Regions from separate parts of the Homo sapiens genome. Here region 1 is linked to region 2. Evidence: read pairs that join two places in POLR2A ChIA-PET (ENCODE). Cell type or tissue: GM12878. All regions are shown on one strand. Each heading gives the region's core, and the rest is flanking DNA. Links, peaks and the distances in the headings are about the cores only.

What was found. ChIA-PET counts read pairs that join two places held together with the same protein. Peaks named below come from ENCODE experiments on the same cell type or tissue, not always from the same donor. Only the 100,000 strongest peaks of a DNase experiment are listed, where the experiment ranks them.
Region 1: POLR2A ChIA-PET joins it to region 2 with 11 read pairs; 3 of 35 experiments call an interaction of 5 or more read pairs at or near these places.

The regions. Positions count from the first base shown.
Region 1 is chr1:160,836,879-160,839,787 of GRCh38, reverse strand. It overlaps CD244 (CD244 molecule), which reads left to right. Exons shown (of 9, transcript NM_016382.4): 4 at 739-849; 5 at 1,270-1,337. Among named protein-coding and RNA genes, the nearest start is that of CD244, 25 kb to the left of the region's middle. RefSeq lists enhancers at 1,929-2,058, 2,062-2,576. In GM12878, for the core only: a CTCF peak has its summit at 2,117 (motif pointing left); DNase peaks (open chromatin) are centred at 1,657 and 2,067; H3K27ac peaks cover 1,121 bases.
Region 2 is chr1:160,970,713-160,973,621 of GRCh38, reverse strand. No RefSeq gene overlaps it. Among named protein-coding and RNA genes, the nearest start is that of ITLN2, 17 kb to the right of the region's middle. In GM12878, for the core only: no CTCF peak of the experiment used is centred there; a DNase peak (open chromatin) is centred at 1,801.

The sequences.
Region 1 (2,909 bases), core at 220-2,719, 130 kb after region 2:
CATTTGTTGTGCTACATGTCCCTCAGTATCCATGACGAATTAGTTCCAGGACCCACCTCGCAACCACAGATGCCAAGATCCACGAATGTTTAAGTCCCTGGCATAAACAGGTGCAGTTTTTGCATATAACCTATGCACACATCCTTCTGTATACCTTACTTAAGTCACCTCTAAATTAGTTATAATGCCTGATACAATGTAAATGCTATTTAAATAGTTGTTATACTGTATTGTTTAGGGAATAATGACAAGGAAAAAGGCCTCTACATATTCAATACACATGCATTTTTTTTCCCTGAATATTCTGGATCCACAATTCATTGAATCCACATTGTGGAACTCAAAACTTTGGAGGGCAACTGTATTAGATCATGTAATTAACCCCTATAGGTAGATAACGTTATCCCCTTTTACAGGTGAGAAAATCTAAGAGGCTCTGAGGCATCTTCCAAAAATAAGATGACTTGAGAGGCCCAGAGAGGTTAAATAAATAGTGCAGAGCTCACAGGGTTAGAATTTGAGCCAGGCCTGTCTGATATATCTATGCTCTTGGCATCACTCAGAGGAGGTTAACCAAATGAGCAAAGAGAAAACCTTGACCGTGAGTTCTCAGAGCACGAGGCAATCAGCCACAACACAGAGAAAAGTGGGTTTTGAGGCAGCCCCTGCAGCAGGCAGGTGGGAAGGAAGAAGAGAGCGAGCTGACAGCTCAGTTCTCACGCCTTCTGTATTCCTCAGAATTCAGATTTTGGCCGTTTTTGGTGATCATCGTGATTCTAAGCGCACTGTTCCTTGGCACCCTTGCCTGCTTCTGTGTGTGGAGGAGAAAGAGGAAGGAGAAGCAGTCAGGTGAGTGGAAGGTCCTTAGGGTGGTGCTCCTGCCTGAGGCCTTGGATCCTGTGACTTTGTCCTGCGTCCAGTGGGATGTGTCTGGGAGCACAGCATCTCCTTTTCCTCAACGAGCTTTGGTATGTTTGTGTGCGTGGTGGCGGGGGGCAAGCAGGTTGCTAGGCTCTCTCTCCCAGTTCATGCCTTCTGATCCCAATGCGCAGATTTCCCTGTAGACAGCTGGTTTGGGAGGAGGTGTGGGAGGGGCAGTTCGGTTGCTGCCTCTGTGCTCTTTGGGGTTCCTGGGAAGAGCATTAACTTGCCTCCTTTCTAGAACCTTTTTTAAGGTTTGGCCATTTGGGGTAGAGGTGGGACCTGTTAGAAGCAAAAGCCCTTCTGGAGGTTTCTGCAGCTCTGCTCTTTGTTTTCTTCCTCCCTCAGAGACCAGTCCCAAGGAATTTTTGACAATTTACGAAGATGTCAAGGATCTGAAAACCAGGAGAAATCACGTATGTCATCCCGGAGGCTGGGGTCTCTCTCAGCTGGCTTGGAAAATGCTCTTTCAATGATGGTTATTCAGAGCAGAGGGACAAAAAGGACTGAACGACTGTCCTTTTGATGTGACCCTCAGCCCTTCCCCATCTATCTTTTCTCCACCTGCTTCCTAGTTCTGGTGATGGAGGAAAAGAGGAAACAAAAGGAGCAGAGGAGATGAAAGGGAGGCTGAAGGGGCATCTTGGTGCAGAATTGCACCTGCTGAGAAGGGATGGAGCACAACAGAAATCAATGACAGAGGCAGAGTGCTGCTGTGGTATTTGTTGTCTGACCACAAATTCTTTTTCCTAATGAGTCAGGGCTTACATTCATGAGTCCCTTAATGGTGACACAGGCTGGGAAGTGTGACCAGCCAAAGCATAATAGTTTTGTAGCTGGCTCAATAGGCTGCATTCACAGCCTTTTGGAAGAAGAGGCCTGAGTGTGGCTGAGGTACTAGAGAGAGTAACCAGCCTGGCACAAAGCCCACCAGCCTGAGTAGGCTCCTCCAGGAGCCTCTCGCCTGCTCTTCGCAGCAGGCAGGGGCCAACTCTGCCTGTCATCCAAGAATTAGAAGAGGAGGAAATTGCAGAGGGCCTGCAGATGCCCCCACTGCTGTGTCTCGCTTAGGGCAGATGTGGTGACAGGCCCAGGGGAAAAGCTCTGATGGAGCCTACCAAACTGCTGGCAGGAAGTGGGGCAGGGTGGGTGAAGTGGGGCGGAAGTGCCTTCTTTCCACTGCCCCCTGGCGCTTTGCTGTGGAGACCCAGCAGCACGCAGGAAGCACATGTGGTGGGGCTCTTCCGTGCTGGCCACATACGTGAGGCCCTGTGCAGCCTCGCAGAGCAGGCAAGCATCCTCTCCCAGATGCCTCTGGGTTCAGAGGCTGTTAGAGCAGCTCCCCATGCCTGTTTTTTTATTTTTATCTTTATTTATTTATTTATTTTTGCCCCAGCAGTGGCTATGGGAATGTGAAAAATAAAGCAGTGGCTATTGGAATGTGAATAATAAAAGGGGACTTTGTTTCTCTCACTGCTACCAGACTCTGGTACAAATTCCTGAAAGCATGTGAATCTACCCACAGCCAGTGATGCCCGGGTGCTTGCTAAAAATAATCTATTTTTCCAAAAAGAAGATGACTTGAGATTAGGAGACCACAGGAGGAAAAACAACTTAGAGCAAAGGAAACCTCTTTGGGATTCAGGCCTATTAGCTTACTTCTTCCGACTCAAGAGCTCCTCCCTGCCTGGCCTCAGCCCTCTCTGGCCTCTCCCTATTGTCTCAGGGCTCCAATTTGAAGGCCTAAATCTCAAGTTTCATGTGGTCTCACTTTGAGACCCAGCTCTAATCTTTCTAGAAACACTTCACACGGGTCTGGACGGGAGAGAAAAGCAACAAACTCCTGCAGTATTTTAAAACACAAATGAAGTTATTGACATTGTCAGATGCCCATGACTCCCCAGCCTCTAAGGACAGCTGACAGTTCTCTGCTTCTCTTAGCTTCTTCTTGCTTCCAGGAATTTTGCTTGCACCTTGCCTAATGAACC
Region 2 (2,909 bases), core at 315-2,814:
ACTGAGTTTCACTCTTGTTGCCCAGGCTGGAGTGCAATGGCGCAATCTTGCCTCACCACAACCTCTGCCTCCTGGGTTCAAGCGCTTCTCCTGCCTCAGCCTCCTGAGTAGCTGGGATTACAGGCATGCGCCACCATGCCCAGCTAATTTTGTATTTTTAGATGAGACGGGTTTCTCTATATTGGTCAGGCTGGTCTCGAACTCCCGACATCAGGTGATCCACTTGCCCCGGCCTCCCAAAGTGCTAGGATAACAGGTGTGAGCCATCGTGCCCGGCTGCACAGAGCCCATCTTGATGAAAACACATGACTTATGTCCTTACTTTGCCTCTAACCCTGACATTGATGCTCCTACAGCTCTACAGTTTGGCTCCTTGCCTCATCTGTTGCCCCTTTATACTGTTGCTTCCGACTTCTCTGGGTGAACTTTTGCCTAATACAGCTTGGTCCTGGGACTTTACACCCCTGGTGGTTGGTGTACCTGCCAGGTTGGCCCTGGATTCTCCCCAGGACCTGTCACAGAGAACAGAGGGAAGTTGCAGCCAGGTAGTTGAAGGTTCTTGTGGCTGAGTAGGCAAAGGGATGCCGCGAAGTTTTTTTTAATTTGAAGAGGGATTTGAGGTAGAAAAGAGTTTGAAGAATAATTTGCTAATGAGAGCAGGATCTATGGCAGACTGGCAAAGTTGAAGAATTATCAGTAGGTTCACGCCAAATGTGGTAATAATTAGATTTGCATAATGCTTTTTATCTAAATTTTCACTTATAACATTCCTTGTTTATCTTCATAGTCCTATAAGATAAGCATTATTCTCTCTTTGTAGCTTGAAAGTCAAGGGTTAGAGAGGCTAGTGTTTTGCAGTATGTAAGAGGCAAAACAAGTACTTTGATTACACTCATCAATTCATTTATGCAATCTTATTTGATTTAATTAACATCCCTTTTTTGAATCCTGCTAGACTAGAGCTCCCAAGCCTTTGCATCATGGGACACACAGGAGGATACTCTTTGCCTGGTATTTCCAGGGCACATGCTCTTTGGTGTAGCCCATAGAGAACACTCTCGGATGGTGGGTGTTATGCCTAAAGTCTTTTGCCAAGATAATAAGAACTGAATTTAAGTATACAGAAAGAGCCACACAAATAATGTTTAAATATAATTTTAACTGGAGTAAAAATCTAAATGCCTATGAAAACACAATTTTAGATTCTGTATCACTATAAAAAATTTACAATCATCAGCATCTCCCGGGACACCTGTAACCTGTTTATGCCATACCAGGGTGCTATGATACATGAGCTCAGAAGCTCTGGGCTAGACACTGTACTCTGAACTGAGAGCACAAAGATGAAGGAGACAAAATCCCTATCCAGCAGAATTAAGTCCAACAGGAAAAGACCAACAAAACAATTCTTACAATGGAGTTTAATAAATCTGGTGATGGAAATATATTTAGGGTGTGTCTACCTCAGTCTATGGGGGTGAGGCTGTATTAGCCATTCCTTTTATTTTCTGATACTTTGACATCTTCACCTTAAACCTTGCTGACCCTGGACAGACAATCTCTCCTAGGTTTGGCTGATTCTTAGAGATAGCAAACAACTTGCCTGTGAGCATGCCTTTCATATGCAAAACGACCAATCCAGAGCCCATGCAACCAACTCCTCCAGCGAGGCTCGTATTCTGGGTTGCTATGCATCTGCCCTAATCATCCAGTGCCAGATACCAGACAACGAGGGACAGCCCCTGTGCCCCAGAGCCTGATGAAATTATTCAAACTAGCCAGGCCTAAACTTGCTCACCCTCCCTTGCCTATTCCTTTCTTCTTGTGAAAACCACAATAAAGGCTCTAGCCCACTTTCCCCCCTTGCTTTCACTGCCTCCTGACTCACCCCGGTGTTTCCCATGTAGCTCTGCCTCCTGCCATTTGCGTGGCATGGCCCCTTCCCTTGGGAACTGTGAGTATGACACTCTATCTTTCAAACTGCAGTTGTCTCCTGATCTATTTATCTTTCCATACCTAAATTATCATAAAAACCTATATTTTAACACAACTTGGCCAGGTGCCCTGGCTCATGCCTGTAATACCAGCACTGAGGGAAGCCGAAGTGGTTGGATCACGTGGTCAGGGGATCGAGACCATCCTGGCCAACATGGTGACACAGGGTCTCTACTAAAAATACAAAAATTCCCTGGGTGTGGTGGCGCGTGCCTGTAGTCCCATCTACTCAGGAGGCTGAGGCAAGAGAATCGCTTGAACCAGGGAGTCAGAGGTTGCAGTGAACTGAGTGCAGTGGCGGGATCTTGGCTCACTGCAACCTCCACCACCCGGGTTCAAGCGATTCTCCTGTCTCAGTCTCCTGAGTAGCTGGGACTACAGGCATGTGCCACCATGCCCAGCTAATTTTTTATATTTTTAATAGAGACGGGGTTTCACCATGTTGGCCAGGATGGTCTCTATCTCTTGACCTCAAGTGGTCCGCCCACCTCGCCCTCCCAAAGTGCTGGGATTACAGGCGTGAGCCACCGAGCCCAGCCAAGAGGGGAAGGTTTAAGACTTTAAGTGATATGTGGGAAGCAGAACCAACAGGATTTGAACCTGAGCCTTCCAACTCATAGCTTGAACTGGTGGTCAGTACTATTCTTTTTTTTTTTTTTTTTTTTGAGACGGTCTTGCTCTGTGGCCCAGGCTGGCGTGCAGTGGCGCAATCTCGGCTCACTGCAAGCTCTGCCTCCTGGGTTCACGCCTTTCTCCTGCCTCAGCCTCCTGAGTAGCTGGGACTACAGGAGCCCGCCACCACACCAGGCTAAATTTTTTTTGTATTTTTAGTAGAGACGGGGTTTCACCGTGTTAGCCAGGATGGTCTCAATCTCCTGACCTCGTGATTCTCCCACTTCGGCCTCCCAAAGTGC